Linked DNA regions of Homo sapiens: region 2 is linked to region 1. A link is a loop called in an ENCODE intact Hi-C map of the cell type or tissue named here. Cell type or tissue: B cell. All regions are shown on one strand. Links, peaks and the distances in the headings refer to the core of each region. The heading gives the core; the rest is flanking DNA.

Region 1 (8,322 bases), core at 50-8,049:
AGGAGGGTGGTCTTGTGGAGGGTATCAGAGCATGGACAGGGTGAGGAAGATGTCACTCCACACAGTGAGGCATGATATTGGCAACTTGCTTTCAAATAATTCTGGAAAAAGTTTTTAGTATTGTACATGCATGCTTCTGTAAGTTTGAGATTGTTTTTTTTTTTTTTTTTTAAAAAAAACCCACAACAATTTTCAAATATTCTCTGGCACTGGCGTGAGTTTAAAGGTAATGATTTCATAGATGCCATCATGTATTCTTTGGAGATTTCACTCCTTGTCCTCTCTCCACTTCCACACCATCTTCAAGGATCTCTCTGCAACTCTGTTCATGTGAATGGTGCCCTCTCATTCGGTGTGTTGCTTATTCCCTCTCCAATCCCTATGAGTCAGACTATGCCATCAGCTTCTCTCTACTGAGGACTTTGCCCTCCTAGGTAGCCCTATTGGACAGGATATAAGATGACCTCATGCCAGCTTTCTTGTGTGTGGTTCACATTTCTGTTATGTAAAATCCATGCATCTCTTGCTCTGACAAATTCTGTGTATGCAGGCCTATGTCAACCCAGCCATCTTTCCCTTGGCTTACCAGTCAGCTGCTGTCCAGCCTGTCTCTCACCCTTGAGTGCTCAGAGGGGAGTCACACTCAAGTGCAGTGTGTCCCCACCCCCAGACTTCAGGAAATACACATTAAGCTCTCTGAGAATTCCCTTTGATGCTTCTTCTTCTAAGTTGAGATGAAAAAACAAGCAATTCACATCCTATTCTTTTGCGAATGAGGTGGTAGAGGAACCCACAGCACATGCAGAGCTTTCAGAAGACATATCACTCTTCAAAAATCCCTTATTTTCATTTCCAGTAGCCAGATGCTTTTATATGCTCAACGTGGATGACGGATTTAAGAGCTGTGCAACTCTGGTTTTGACATGCATCATGGTTATGCAAGATATTAATGTTGGGTGAATGTGGGTGAAGGGTGTGTGAAAACCTCTGTACTATTTTTGTCACTTCTTCTGAATCTTAAGCTATTTCAATATGTAAAGTTATTTTAAAAATGGTCATGCAACTAATTTTCATTTTTGGATAACATCTTGTTTTAGAATGTTGGATTTGGATTTAGAATTAAACTTACCCTGTTTTCAGTGGATCAAGTTTGAAATGTTGTCTCTTTTGTGTTTTGATGTCAGAAGTTCTAATTTAAAATCTTAAGTAGTGTGAGATCATGGCCGACAGGATGGGGGCAGGACTAGATTGCAGCTCTGGACAAAGCAGTGGAGGGCAGCTCACATTGTGAATTTTAGCTCCAGATAGACTGCAAGAACAAACCAGCAATCCCAAGAAGACCCACAGACCCTCCGAAGGAAGTGGACTGCTCCTAGAGGATCCAGGAGACCCTCCCAAAACTGTGAGTGCCCCAACTGTGGAAGTGAGAAAGGGAGACCTTCCTCTCCCAAACACACACCCACACTGTAGCAGGACAAGCTGCAGTCAAAACCCCTCAGACACTGAGTTAAAGAAGGAAGGGCTTTATTTAGGCAAGAGCTTTAGCAAGACTCACGTCTCCAACAACCGAGCTCCCCAAGTGAGCAATTCCTGTCCCTTTTAAGGGCTCACAACTCTAAGGGTGTCCGCTTGAGAGGGTCGTGATCAATTGAGCAAGCAGGGGTACATGACTGGGGGCTGCATACATCGGTAATTAGAAAGAAACTGAACAGGACACGGATCTTCACAGTGCCTTTTTTATGCAAATAACTGATTAGGTCAGGGGTCGATCTTTAACTACCAGGCCCAGGGTGTGGCACCGGGTTGTCTGTTTGTAGATTTCATTTCTGCCTTTTAGTTTTTACTTCTTCTTTCTTTGGAGGCAGAAATTGGGCATAAGACAATATAAGGGGTGGTCTCCTCCCTTATTCCCCCCATTTGAGAATCTCACTCAATAGTGGGAGTTCTCACTTTCATCCTCACTACCCATGTCTTCTTGCAAGACAGATCGATGGTGATTCATATAGTACACTTGTGCTGGAGTATTTTGGAGAGCTAAGGTAGCGATGAAGCTTTTTTATCATTTGAAGAAGTACAGGTAGCAAACAAGGGAGCAGTAAGCAGGTTTTTATTACTATTATAACTCCTATTATAAGAGTTTTAAATCCTCCTAGCACTGGGAGCCATTTTCCAAACATGGCTTCAGGATCAAATCCATGCCACACTTGCATGGACACGTGTGCCAGTTTTGTCATATCTCTAACTATGTCTTCAACCACTCGCCCTTGATCATCTATGTGTAGACAGCAATTAGTAAGGTTAAATTTCCCACAGACCCCTCCTTCAACTGCTAGCAAGTAGTCGAGAGCCAATCTACTTTGATAGATAGCATTTCTCATCTGAGTTTCTTGCCAGGCCAGAATAGTCAAGGCTCTGCTGGTTGTATCAGTGGTTATTTCTAAGACAGCTTGTAACCGTATGATTTGGTTCATCATGTAAATGGGGGTCCGGCGTCCCCATGAGCTGTCTTGTGCCCAAGTAGCAGGCCCATAATATTGTATGATTCCCTCAGGGGACCATTCATCATCTTTCCAATTTCCTATAGCTTTGCTTCTCTTTTCACTGGAAGCATAGACAGGGAAGCCCAGGAGTTCACCTGTCTTTATGGGCAGTAGAAAGAAAGATGGTTTAATAGTGACAATAACACAACTACCCGCCCACTGTTCGGATAATTTGGCATAAGCTCTATGCCCACATATCCAGTATAATCCAGTGGGGGCTGTCCAGTCCCGGTGGGACTCCGGGTGGGTCCACACGGTTTGCAACTTTGGGAATTTACTAAGTGGATTCCTCTCTGTGTGATTTGAACTCCACCAAGTGACTGTCTTTGTGGTGCCATTATACAGTTTCTGTTCCAGACAACTAAGTCATTCTACGGGGTAAGTGAATTCTTTTCCTTCTCTAGCTATGCAATATTGTCCAATAATTGAGGCTTTTAGGACTCAGAAATTATTAGAGTGATTCTTTTGAGCCAGGAATTCATCAGGAGCTGGGTCTGTATGTACTAATTTTCAGGCTTCCCATGGCCATTGATCTCCCACTGCAGTTCCTCCACAGACATAACATGAAGTGACATTGAGAGACTGGGCTACATGCTTGGCTAATTGCAAAAACAAATTTCTTGTTTTTCCTGGAATTTCTGGTACTGGCACATTTAGTTCATCATAGAAAGTTTGAAACACTGGCTCAGGAGAGTGTTTGTAAACTTCTCCTCAAACTAAGAAATTTACTCGAGGATCCAGTCTGGCCCCATTGATTCCTAAGGTCACATGCTCCCCTTTTCTCCAGCGTGGATCAAGGGGATTGGTTATTACTAGCTCTAAGGTGTTACCTTGTCCCTTAGTACAGGAAGGGCCATTTTTTCCTTTCTGAAGGTGGACTGGATCCTTTTCATTTTTTATCCAAGTGGCCCAAATGACACAAGACCAGTATCCACATTCATTTCCACACAGTCCTAATTCATGACAAATGTACTTATTTTTGGTCACATAGCCTTTTTCCCAACTAAAAGAGCTATATCCCCTTCCTAACTTATTGCTATTAATGACACCACAGGTATCAAATTTCAAGATTGTGCATCTGGGCACCCCTTTTTCTTCTGTTCTGGCTAATACTTTACTTGTATCATTTATGAGTCCCCACCAGTCTTCAGTCCTTAATTTTATTTCAAAAACTGTGGACATGGGAGGCTCAAAGGGGTCATAACACACATCTGGCCAGTCATTTCCTGGGCTACATACCTTATACTGAGTGTCGTTATATAAACATATTCCTTTTAAATTTCCTGGGCATTCATAGTAACTATAGAACAGAAAGATTGTTGTAACTTGTTGTGCTACCTCGGTAACCTGATGTATACACTGAGAGCAGTCCTACATGTGAGGAAAATCAGTGGAAGTTTTTACTATACAAGTCCAAATTATAAGGAAAGTGAGTCCCACAATGATCCTCCTCATGTTTTGGCTGTGCGTAGACCAGTCAGCTTCCAGGTGTGACTGGAGCAGGGCTTGTCATCCTCCTCAGAGTCACTTTGCAGGGGTTGTCCAGGCTCTGTTTTGCCTCCCAGGTTTCAGCGGCTGCAGGATTCACATGGCTGTGGTGGACCCAGGATGGGATTCCTTCTACCTTTACAGCCTTGGGGGTGGTCAGGATGATGGTCTGAGGTCCTTTCCACCATGGCCACAAAGGGGCTATGTTCCAGTCCTTGATCCACATGCGATCACCTGGAGAGAACGGGTGAACTGGGGAGAGTAAGCTGATGGGATACCTCTCATTTACCCAAGTTGAGATTGTTTGTGTAATTTTTCCTAAAGCCTGTAGCTGTCGCTGTAATTCAATTTCACCTGACACTTGGGGAGTGCCTGAAAGCCCCAGTAGTATGGGAGGAGGCCTATGATACGGTATTTCCTAAGGGGAGTGTCCTGTTTTCTTAGAAGGAGTGCATCTAATTTTAAACAATATCATAGGAAGAGACTGTATCTGCTTTAATCCTATTTCCTGACATACTTTCCCTAAACTATTTTTGATAGTCCGATTCATTCACTCCATCTTTTCCAGAACTCTGAGGTCAGTAGGTGGCACATAGCTTCCAAGTGATTCCTAATGCCTTTGCTGTCTTCTGTACCAAGTCAGCCACAAATGCCCGCCCATTATCTGAGCCAATTCATAAAGGCAGTCCAAACCTAGGAATAAAATCTCAGAGAAACACATGGGTTACCTCATAGGCCTTTTCAGTTTGTGTTGGATACGCCTCCACCCACTCAGAGTAAGTACACACAAGAACCAGCAAATACTTGTTACCTCCACATTTCGGCATTTCTGTGAAATCCACCTCAAAATCCTCAAAAGGAGCCGCTCCATAAGCTTGTATGCCGGGTGGAACAGTGGGGCCTTACCTCGCATTGTGCTGTTGGCAAATAATGCACTGCTGTGCTACAGCTTTGGCAAGGGCTGGCAAGTATGAGATGTAGAAGTAGCAGCTTAACAATTTTTCATGTGACTCTTGACCTAGATGAGTGGTTTCATGCATGGCCAATATGATTGTGGCTCCCAGCAATTGTGCCATAGCTACTCTCCCATCTGGCAGTCTGATCCATCCTCCTTTTATTACTTGCCCCCCTTCTGCATGGAAGAAGTCTTTTTCTTCCTTAGAATAGGTAGGTACCAGGTCAGGTGTTTGAGGGAGTAAGGGGGCTGCTACTGATGCCCAGTAAGGGGTAGATGCTGCATTTTGAGCTTCTGAATCAGCTCAAGAGTTTCCTAAGGCCACTGAGGTGGAGGCTTGCTGGTGTCCCCTGCAGTGCATGACTGCTGCCTTCTGAGGTTTCCACACTGCCTCTAGTAATTGTAGAATTACTTGTTGATATTTTATGTCCTTTCCCCCAGAGTTTAACAGGACCTTTTCCTTATATAATGCTCCATGCACTTGGAGGGTTAGAAAAGCATATCGAGAGTCAGTGTAGATGTTTAGTCTTACCTTCACTGAGTTCTAGAGCCCGAGTTAAAGCAATGAGCTCAGGCTTCTGGGCTGAAGTGCCCTGTGGCAACAGTTTGGCTTCAATGGCAGCATCCAAAGTTACCACTGCATATCCTGCACATCTTTCTCCTTATGGGTTGATGAAGCTACTCCCATCCACGTATAACTCCCAGTCTACTGATGCCCATGGCTGGTCCCAAAAGTCAGGTCTGCTAGAATAAACTGAGTCCAACACCTCTACACAGTTACGCTTGACCAGGCTCTCTGATACTGGGAGCAGGTGGCGGGATTTAGGGTGTTACAGACTTCAGTGGTTATGCGGGGATTTTCACATAGCAAGCTTTGGTACTTGATTAAACTAGCATTTGGTAGCCAATGATGTCCTTTGGTATTCATCAAAGTTACCACAGCATGGGGGGCCTTTATATTCAGGTTTTGCACAAGGGTTAGTTTATCTGCTTCTTGTGCTAACAGGGCTGTTGCTGCCAGGGCCCTTAGACATGGTGGCCAGCCTTTGGAAACCCCATCTAGTTGTTTTGAGAGATAGGCCACTGGTGTAGGCCAGGGCCCCACAGTCTGGATTAAAACTCCAACTGCCGTTTTTTCTCTTTCTGACACATAGAGTGTAAAGGGCTTTGTCAAATCTGGTAGTCCTAGGGCTGGGGCCGACATAAATTTTTCCTTTAACTTACAAAAGGCTTGCTGTTGTAGAGGTTCCCATTCAAAGCGCTCCCAATCGCCCCACTTTGTAACCCTGTACAAAGGTTTTGCTAGCATTGCAAAGTTTGAAATCCCTAATCTGCAAAACCCTACAGCTCCTAGGAATTCCCTTACTTGCCTCCTGGTTTTAGGTTCTGGTAGGCTGCAGGTGACCTGCTTTCTTTATGACCCCAGGCTGCACTCCCCTTTCTGAATAGTGAATCCCAGGTAGCGTACCTGCTGTCTGCAGATCTGAGCTTTCTTCTTGGACACCTTATACCCACAGTCCTCCAGGTGCTGAAGCAGGGCATCCATCCCTTTTGCGCACCTGACTGCCGTGGAGTGTCCCAGCAGAAGGTCATCCATGTACAGGAGCAAGATGCAGCCTAGGTCTTTAGCAGGAAACTTTTGCAGGTCTCGAGCCAGGGCCTCCCCAAAGATAGTAGGGGAGTTCTCAAACCCTTGGGTAAGCTGGGTCCAAGTGTACTGAGTAGTGACACCTGACTCCGGATCTTCCCACTGAAAGGCAAACAGCTTCTGGCTCTCAGGAGATATTCTGATGCTAAAGATGGCATCTTTTAAGTCTAGACAGGTAAAGCAGCTATCCTCAGCCAGCAGCAGCCCTAACAATGTGTAAGGGTTAGGAACTGTTGGGTGCAGAGTCACTGTAGCTTGGTTGACCAAATGCAAGTCTTGTACTGGTCAGTAGTCCTTGGTCCCTGGCTTAGGGACAGGCAGGAGGGGAGTGTTCCATGGAGACTGGCAAGGAACTATAATTCCATAGGCTTTCAAGTGCCTGAGTTGAGCCTGGATTCCTTCAAGAGCTTCCCTGGGAACTGGATACTGCTTTTGTCTAATTGGTTGGGCCCCAGGCTTAACTTCTATGAGTACAGGGGCTTGGTTGACCACCAGTCCTGGAGGATTATCCTCTGCCCATATTCAAGGCCATTGCTTAGCTAGAGCTGGTTTTATCCCTTGGCCTGGCTCGGTTAAAAAAAAGTCTCCATTCTTCTTCCTGGGGGACTGTAAGGGCCATGATAACTCCTGTTCTGGGTAACTTTTGCTGTAAAGAGCTCTGTTTTGTAAAGGAGATGGTGGCTGTCAGCTTGCTAAGCAAGTCTCTTCCCAGCAAGGGCAAGGGACAGTCAGGCATGTACAAGAACTGGTGAACTATTTCTTGTCCACCCACCGAGCAGGTCCATGGTAGATAGAAAGCCTGCTTAGTGGAAACTCCTGTTGCTCTGGTTATATCAATGGTTTTCTTGGATAAGGGGGCAAATGGGGTGGTCACTACTGAATGTTCAGCACCAGTATCGACCAAAAACTTAATGTCCTTGCCCCCAATTGTAATCCTGACCATGGGATCCTCGGGGGCACTTAAGCCTGGTCCCCTTCAGTCCAATAGCCCTTCAGCCAGATTGAACAGAGTTCCCTCATCTTTATCTGAGGTCTTTTGTTCCAAATTACCTTGCTTTTCCTTCAGTTGGGTACACTTATCTTTCCAATATCCTGTTTCCTTACAATAGGTGCATTGGTTACATTGCAAGCATGGGTGATTAGACTGGATATTCTTCCCAGAACCCCCCTTTCCCACTCCTTTCGAGGGAATTCCCCTAATGGCCACAGCCAGTAAGTTGGCATTTCACCTGGCCTGGCATTCGCCTTCCTTACGGCTTTCTCTGTGGCTTATTGCATCTCTATTTACAAACACTTGATTGGCTATTTCCAGTAACTGTGAGGTATTCATACCTGCAAACCCAACCTGTTTCTGCAATTTTCTCCTGATATCTTCTGCACTTTGACTAACTAAGGCCATGTAAATCGTGCACTGATTTTCAGGGCTATCTGGATCAAAGGGAGTGTACATACGGTAAGCCTCACACAGTCTTTCATAGAATTGTGCTGGACTCTCCTCTTTTCCTTGGATGACCTTAGAAACCTTATTTACATTTGTAGCCTTTTGAGCCCCTTTCTTTAGACCTTCTATTAATCCCTCACAGTACCGTCTTAGCCTCTCCATGTCTGGTCCCTCGTTCGGGTCCCAGTGGGGGTCTGCTCCTGGCAGCTGAATTCTTATATATTCTTGGAGGTTTTGGTAATCAGCTGGG
Region 2 (8,322 bases), core at 87-8,086, 320 kb after region 1:
AAATGAAAAAGCAGTGGTGGTGGGGAAAGATTTATCTAACCTCCAAATATTTTCTGGAACAGTGCCTGAAATTCCCTTGTTATTGGTTAATTATTTTAGTTAATATTTGGTCTTTCCTTTTACTCATCTTCAAAATGGAACTGTTCTGTGGTACATAATACATGAAGACATAAGCCCATTAGTGGGATGGATTTGTCAGGTCACTTTTCTCTGTAGCCCGAGTCTGAGCTGATGTAGGAGGGATTCTGGAAGGTGGTATGATGAGGGGAGGAAAAGGAAAATTTAGTGGTCCATGTTAACAAAATGGAAAGTCAGTAAACCTAAATAATGCATAACCTAAATTTCTCACCTCTGCAGATTTCAATCACCAACATATAACCTAGCTTTACTGAATTGATTAGCTATCTCAAATGGTGGTATGGTAAAATCTTACTAATTTGGACAGTGGTTAAAATATATTATTCTGAAAGTATATTTACTGCTTTTAGATTACATATTTAGTGACATAAAACTAAAACATATTGCCTAATGAAGGCATGTGACTATTATATGAATGGATACTTCAGAAGTGCTCCCAGTAAGTTAATGCTTCTAAGTGGTTTTTCCCCATGTAGTCTTCCTAATAAGGCTTTTAAAACCCAGGCTTGTCTAGTTCACATTTGTTATAGAGTAGGGGAGTACAGATGAAGAGATATTTAGTTCATATAAAAAGACTGTACATGTTGGCTGGGTTTGGTGGCTCATGCCTGTTATCCCAGCACCTTGGGAGGCTGAGGTGATGCGGGCAGATAACCTGAGGCCAGGAGTTTGAGACCAGCCTGTCCAACATGGTGAAACCCCATCTCTACTAAAAATACAAAAATTAGCCGGGCGTGGTGGTGCATGCCTGTAATCCCAGCTACTCATGAGGCTGAGGTAAGGGAATCACTTGAACCCAGGAGGCAGAGGTTGCAGTGAGCTGAGATCGTGCCACTGCACTCCAGCCTGGGTGACAGAGCAAGAGTCTATCTTAAAAAAAAAAAAACAAAAAAAAAAACTGTACATGTTAACAGTGAACAGTAGATTACCATTTTGAATATAAAGGAACCATGAATTAAGTCATATTACTGATTATACCTTATCTCGTCTACAGTGGGTATATGAGAGTTATAGCACTGTCACATTAGTAAATTAGTCCTGACAGTAGAACAATTTATTTTGAAAAAGTTTGGCTATGCTGGTTGTGAGTGTTTGTGACAAAGAGCACTCACATGATTTTTTTTTCCTGAAATTCTTTTGGAAAACCATCCAAATAATGCTTCATCTTAAAAATTATGATTCAGACATTGTGAAAAACCAAATATTGCTTTCTTTAAGCAAATATATAAACATAGTTTGCAATTTTTCTTTTTAAAAATATTCTGTTTTTCTCTGTTAATTTTTGGATGGAAGGGAAACAGGTGAAGGTGATTAGGCACTTTTCCTAAAGTAATTGATTGTTAGACTAAGAAAAAAGTAGTCAGTCTAAAGAGAATGAGGGTGGGAGCAAACCTAGGTCTTTTCTTAAGCTAGTTACTCAGGGCCTTGGTTAACAGGATGTTCACCTTTACTCAGCTTTTTTCAGTTGGTGTTATTGACACTGGGTATTGGTCTCTCTGCTGTGGCCCCCTCTCCCAGCCTAGGAAAACAGCCCTAGGACATGAAGCTCCTTTTCATTTATATTAAATATTAGTAATATCTGCTAAGAATACCACCACATTTAAATAAAGGTTATTAAGAACAATTAAAAATACTAATGTTAGGGGGCTGGGCACAGTGGCTCACACCTGTAATCCCAGCACTTTGGGAGGCCAAGGTGGGTGGATCACTTGAGGTCAGGAGTTCCAGACCAGCCTGGCCAAGATGGTGAAACCCTGTCTCTACTAAAATTATAAAAAAATTAGCTGGACTCAGTGTCATGCGCCTGTAATCCCAGCTACTTGGGAGTCTGAGGCAGGAGAATTGCTTGAACCGAGGAGGCAGAGGTTGCAGTGAGCTGAGATCATGTCACTGCACTCCAGCATGGGCGACAAAGCAAGACTCTGTCTCAGGAGAAAAAAAAAAACAAAAACAACTAATGGTAGGGCACACCTACTGTCTAGGACCTAAATGAATTAGTCCCTTCTGCCACTGCCCCAGACGTGTACCACATGGAGTTCTACCTGTGAGAAGCAGCTTCATCCCAAATCTTTGCCTGCAATTTTGAGAATCTGCCCTTGTGATTTTGTTAATGGTCACATGGTTATGGCAAAATTGACTAAGATGGTGACTGGCCACTGCTGACGTTTGATGGCACGTGGAGTAGTTCCAGGGAATTAATTGGTTGTGTTCCATTTATCACACCAGGCAGAATTTACCCTAACATTAGTCTTTTCTTATTCCTGGCTTCTGGATGTTGCTCAGTTATTGGTAGTGGCTCCAGCATGAGCTTACCTTTTGTGCCACAGGTGTCTTCAGGCTCACCTTTTCATTTCAAGATTCCAAAATAGGAACACAATTCAGATATGGAATCCCATGTCAAATGCCTTAGAGTAACAGTTTTTGGAACTCTTATCTGAAACCACCCTTTGTTTTCTCTGTCTAAAGTGTATTTATTAATGTTTATCTTTCCTGATGGGTAAGCCAGACATACTTCCCAACTGCTCTGGAGGAAACTTGCCAACTTTGAGGGTGCTCAGGTGTTTCTCTTGTCTTGTCCTCTTGCCTTGCTCTGAAGTGTTCTTCTCATTGAACATCACTTTCACTTGCTGTGTGGGTTTTTTTTTTTTTTTTGAGACGGAGTCTCGCTCTGTAGCCAGGGCTGGAGTGTAGTGGCGCAATCTCAGCTCACTACAACCTCCACCTCCCGGGTCCCAGTTCAAGCAATTCTCCTGCCTCAGCCTCCTGAGTATCTGGGATTACAGGCATGCGCCACCATGCCCAGCTAATTTTTATATTTTTAGTAGAGATGGGGTTTTGCCTTGTTGGCCAGAGTGGTCTTGAACTCCTGACCTCGTGATCCGCCCGCCTCGGCTTCCCAAAGTGCTGGGATGACAGGCGTGAGCCACTGCGCCTGGCCCACTTGCCCTTTTAAGAGTCTGTCTCTCCCAGTTGACTCCTAATCTAGACTGACTCTTGAGCTGCTTGTGGGGCCACAGGTGGAAGTAGTGTGTGGTTCAGAGCTAAGTCTGTGGAGCCAGACTGCCCATCTTCAAAGCTTGCCCCACCACTCAGGAGCTGTGGGACCTTGAGAAAGGCCCATTTTTTTTAAATCTTTTAAAATGAGATAACATTGATATCTACTTCATAGGATTATTTTGAGGATACATGAGTAAATAGATGTGAAGCGCTTGTAATAGTACCTGACACATAGTAAGTACTCAATAAATATTAGTGCTTATTAATGTTACAAACTCATCTTCATGACATTCTCGGTGGTTAGTGACCGTTATGCATTGGATTGAAGGACCGTAACTATTACCCCTGCAGGAGTAGCTCCGAGGAAGACACACCTGTATGGCACATAGACCTAATTGAACAGGGCCTGTGGGCATCTGTGCATGCTGATTTCCCCTGATCATCTAAACTGCCTCCTCCTTGAGTGAGGTACATGCACACTGGAGAAGAGTTGTTCCCAGAGCCCACACACCTCACTTCTGCAGGCTTATCTACCTCTGCCCTGAGAGTGGAAGCCTGACCTCCTACATGGGCCCAGACCCTTCAGTTATCTTTATTTCGATCATGACTTCCAACATTGTGTCTGCCATGGGCTCCCTCTGCTGGTTCCTCTAGCGTGTATGCAAATCTATGGAATAACAACTTTTAAAAATTCAGTTTCAGATTTTTAGGAATGTTTGCATGAAGAACACATTTGAAAATGTCTTTTTTTTATATGTGAGTGATACAGATCACATGTATATTACTCTTTTTTTGACAGCTGCATTATGAGTTGGGATATTTTCAGGTTTGAAGTTTTTTGTTTGGTTTGATTTCAAATGGGGACTGTCATGATATGCTGAGAAACTTCTTCACAAGTAGTCATCAAAACCTGATCATTATGTTTTATATTCTAATATATGGTACTAAATATCTCAGAATATCATTTTAATAGTCTAAAGTGAATGTTATTTTAACATCTAAAGATGTGGAGACTTAGTTTTAAAGTCTGAAAAAAATAGCCTAGACTCCCAGGACATTGTTATGTTGAGGGTTTAGTACACGTTAGAAAATAGTACCTCCAATTTATTGGGTGATTCATTATTTATTTGGGGTTATAATTTATCAATAAAATGTGCCACAGTGTCCCTAAAATTGCATTTTAAAATAAGTCTTCTGTTTCTTTCATTTCCTTATCACTGTTTCCTCTCTCTTCCATCTTTCCTTCTCCTCCTCTGCTAGAATCAAACAGCATCAGTAGGATAACTGCAAACATGGAAAATGGAGAAAATGAAGGAACAATTAAAATTATTGCACCTTCACCAGTAAAAAGGTCAGTGAAGTTAACTGAAGAAACGTACAATTATATGCTGTTGTAAAAATGCTTTTTTTCTGTAGACAAGGTTAAAAATCTTTTAACTTTGATGATTAATGAATACTTTTGATCCATGGGATCCAATAAATCTCTGGGCCAAATAATACATTAAAACACCAATGAAATATAAAACATCAGGACCTGACTCTCTTATTTGAAGAAAGTGCTCTTTTTGTCACAAGGTGAACTCACAGATTGTCTGTGGTCTGCATTCTCCGCAGAAAATTAAAAATTTCTTGTGATTTTGAAAATGGCATGATATAATGGACTAACTCAGAGGGACTTGTAAAATAAAGTAGATGATATTCATGTTTAATGTACTGTGTTCATTATAGTGGTGCACTGAACTGTAGCCCTGGAAAGAGGGTTTATGGCATTTAGAGGCATCAGATCCTCAGAAGTCAGTGATTGCATATGTATGAAGACTTGTCATGGTCCTCTGCATCTGCTTTCCCAGGGGGCATTCCCCAGTGGAAAAGCCTTCTCTTAATATATTACATGGATTGTTTCCCTGAGAGCTAAGCCTTGTTTTCTGTTAAGACACTGTTGCAGAGTCATTTTTTCTTCTCTCCAATTATGTTCACGGAACAGCATTATAAACAACAATGAGCAGCTTTCATGAGCTCACTTTCTCTATAGGGGTTGCCCCCCATACATCATGGGGAAATCCCAGCAATCAGAGATATGTGACCTGCAAAGACTTCTTAGATCATCTACTTGATATTTTTTTGGTAAATAATAGTGGCTTCATTCAGCTGTATTGTGGCTACTTTGAGGAGTATAGTTCATAATTTCTCAGCAAGATAACTTTAAGATCTGAAGATTCTCAGAGTTTTAATATTTTACGCAGGGATTTGCCTATGTTTTGTTTGGTTCTAAGACATTTACTGGTTCTCCTTTTAGGATGACAAGTTCTTTATCATTGCATAACTTTAGTTTACTGTATTTCCCTTAGTCACCCTCAAGCTGTGGATAGAGATTCAGCTTCATCTGTATGTACAGGGTATGCTTGTGGTATGTTCAGCATAAGAACAGGAATCTTCCATGAGATTCAGATCCCACGCTTTTTTAGAATGTGCAGAAGGAGTACAATCCTCCTTTTAAAAATTTATTTTTTCAACTTTTATTTTAGGTCCAGGGGTACGTGTGCCAGTAGGTTTGTCACATGGGTAAATTGTTTATCACTGAGGTTTGGTGTATGCATGATCCCATCACTCAGGTAGTGAGCACAGTACGTGATAGGTAGTTTTCAACCCTTGCCCCCTCTCCTCCTCTAGTGGTCCCCAGTGTCTATTGTTCCCATCTTTATGTCCATGTGTACTCAATGTTTAGTTCCCACTTATAAGTGAGAACATGCAGTATCTAGTTTTCTGTTTCTGTGTTAATTAACTTAGGATAATAGCCTCCAGTTGCGTCCGTGTTGCCGCAAAGGACATGGTTTCATTCTTTTTTATGGCTGTGTAGTATTCCATGGTGTATATGTTCCATATTTGCTTTATCCAGTCCACTGTTCATGGTCATCTAGGCTGATTCTATGTCCTTGCTATTGTGAATAGTGCTGCAATGAGCATGTAAGTGTATGTGTCTTTTTTTTTTTTTTTTTTTGAGATGGAGTCTCCCTCTGTTGCCAGGATGGAGTGGAGTGGCACCATCTTGACTCACTGCAACCTCCGCATCCTGGGTTCAAGCGATTCTCCTGCCTCAGCCTCCCAAGTAGCTGGGACTACAGGCGTGTGCCACCACTCCCAGCTAATTTTTGTAGGTTTGGTAGAGATGGGGTTTTACCAGGTTGGCCAGGATGGTCTGCATCTCTTGACCTCGGGATCCGCCTGCCTTGGCATCCCAAAGTGCTGGGATTACAGGTGTGAGCCATTGCGCCCAGCCATATGTCTTTTTTTGTAGAATGATTTGTTTCCCTTTGAGTATATATCCAGTAGTGGAATTGTTGGATCAAATGGTGGTTCTGTTTTAAGTTCTTTGAGAAATCTCCAAACTGCTTTCCACAATGGCTGAGCTAATTTATATTTCCCCCAACAGTGTAAAAGTGTTCCCTTTTTTCCACAATCTTGCCAACATCTTTATTTTTTGTCTTTTTAATAATAGGTATTCTGACTGGGGAGATGGTGTCTTATTGTGATTTTAATTTGCTTTTTTCGAATGATTAATGATGTTGAGCATTTTTTCATGTATTTGTTGGTTGCATGTATGTCTTCTTTGGAAAAGTGCCTGTTGATGTCCTTTGCCCATTTTTTAATGGCATTGTTTGTTTCATCTTGTTGAATTGTTGAAGTTCCTTATAGATTCTGGATATTAGACCTTTGTCAGATACATAGTTTGTGAATATTTTCTCCTTTTCTGTAGATTGTCTGTTTACTCTGTTGATAGTTTCTTTTGTTGTGCAGAAGCTCTTTAAAGTCTCACTTGTCAATTTTTGGTTTTGTTGCAATTGCTTTTGGGGACTTAGTTATAAATTCTTCACCAAGGCTGATGTCCAGAATGATATTTCCTAGGTTTTCTTCTAAGATGTATTTTCATAGTTTGAGGTCTTACATTTAAGTTCTTAATCTATCTTGAGTGGATTTTTGAATATAGTAAAAGGAAGAGGTCCAGTTTCACTCTTCTGCATATGACTGGCCATCCCAGCACCATTTAGGGAGTCCTTTCCCCATTGCTTGTTCTAGTTGCTTTTGTTGAAGATCAGATGGTTGTAGGTGTATGACTTTGTTTCTGGGTTCTCTATCCTATTGCATTGGTCTTTTTGTCAGTTTTTGTACCATACCATGCTGTTTTTGTTACTGTAGCCTTGTAGTACAGTTTGAAGTCAGGTAGTGTGATGCCTCCAGCTTTGTTCTTTCTGCTTAGAATTGCTTTGGCTGTTTGGGCTTTTTTGGAGGGAGGGTCCATTTTAGAATAGTTCTTTCCTGTGAAAAAATGATGTTGGTAGTTTGATAGGAATAGCATTGCATCTGTATATTGCTTTGGGCTGTATGGCCATTTTAACAATATTTTTCAATCCCCTTTGCAACCACATTCCTGTGATGATACTGGTACTTGAAGCACCACCAAAGTTTTCCTCTCAAGCTTCAGATGAGAAATACCTTAGGGTGTGAATGCAATTAACTTGTCACCCAGGATTTTATTATTCTTTAACTTTTGTATACTCTCTCAGTTCCTCTTTTATCTCCCTATTTCTTTTCCAGTCTCCCTTCTCCCTTCTCTTTGCTTTTTCTGATTTATTGATCCCATACACTTTCTACTATCGTATTAAATATCTGCCATATTTGTTAATTTTCATCATTTCAAAAGGTAAGCTTTTACTTTGGGAATTGAATCTGTAGAGGTTTTTAGCCTTTATAAAAATAATAAACTAAGCTGCCATCTACTAATACTATGGGTTATATGCCTCTGTCAGATACAAAATTTTATAGGCTTACTTTAATTCCATCATGGATAGTATACTAGGGTGCAAGTCTTTTTTTTTTTTTAATACCTCGTCATCTTTCCTCTCTCCTCTTTGTTGGCTGTTACAAAGTACTCCTCTATGACCCTATCCTAGGACAGTTATACAGAGGATTCCTCAAAAAGCCAGGGTTAAAAGTGGATTTGGAGTTAAATAGCTCTATCTTTATCTTAAGCTAAGACTCCTGAGGATGTGAGAGGTGACACACCCCTCCCCACTGGTGCCTGGAGGCTTCTGATTAGTCCCTTCCTCCATGTCTCCCCAGGGGTTTCTAAAACAATTTGTTGAGGGTAGAACAACTCAGTTACATTTACATTCTTAGGACTGAAAGATG

Evidence for each region. Peaks named below come from ENCODE experiments on the same cell type or tissue, not always from the same donor. Only the 100,000 strongest peaks of a DNase experiment are listed, where the experiment ranks them.
Region 2: it touches region 1 in a loop (27-fold over the local background); 9 of 110 quality-filtered maps call a loop at or near these places.

What each region holds. Positions count from the first base shown.
Region 1 is chr5:112,525,777-112,534,098 of GRCh38, reverse strand. LOC124901043 (a long non-coding RNA gene) reads right to left here. Exons shown (of 2, transcript XR_007058901.1): 2 at 3,687-6,733. Among named protein-coding and RNA genes, the nearest start is that of LINC02200, 98 kb to the left of the region's middle. In B cell, for the core only: CTCF peaks have their summits at 4,156 and 4,360; DNase peaks (open chromatin) are centred at 1,448, 1,558 and 4,398; H3K4me3 peaks cover 1,858 bases; H3K27ac peaks cover 7,079 bases.
Region 2 is chr5:112,206,056-112,214,377 of GRCh38, reverse strand. EPB41L4A (erythrocyte membrane protein band 4.1 like 4A) reads left to right here. Exons shown (of 23, transcript NM_022140.5): 13 at 4,396-4,486. Among named protein-coding and RNA genes, the nearest start is that of SNORA13, 49 kb to the right of the region's middle. In B cell, for the core only: no CTCF peak of the experiment used is centred there; a DNase peak (open chromatin) is centred at 3,767.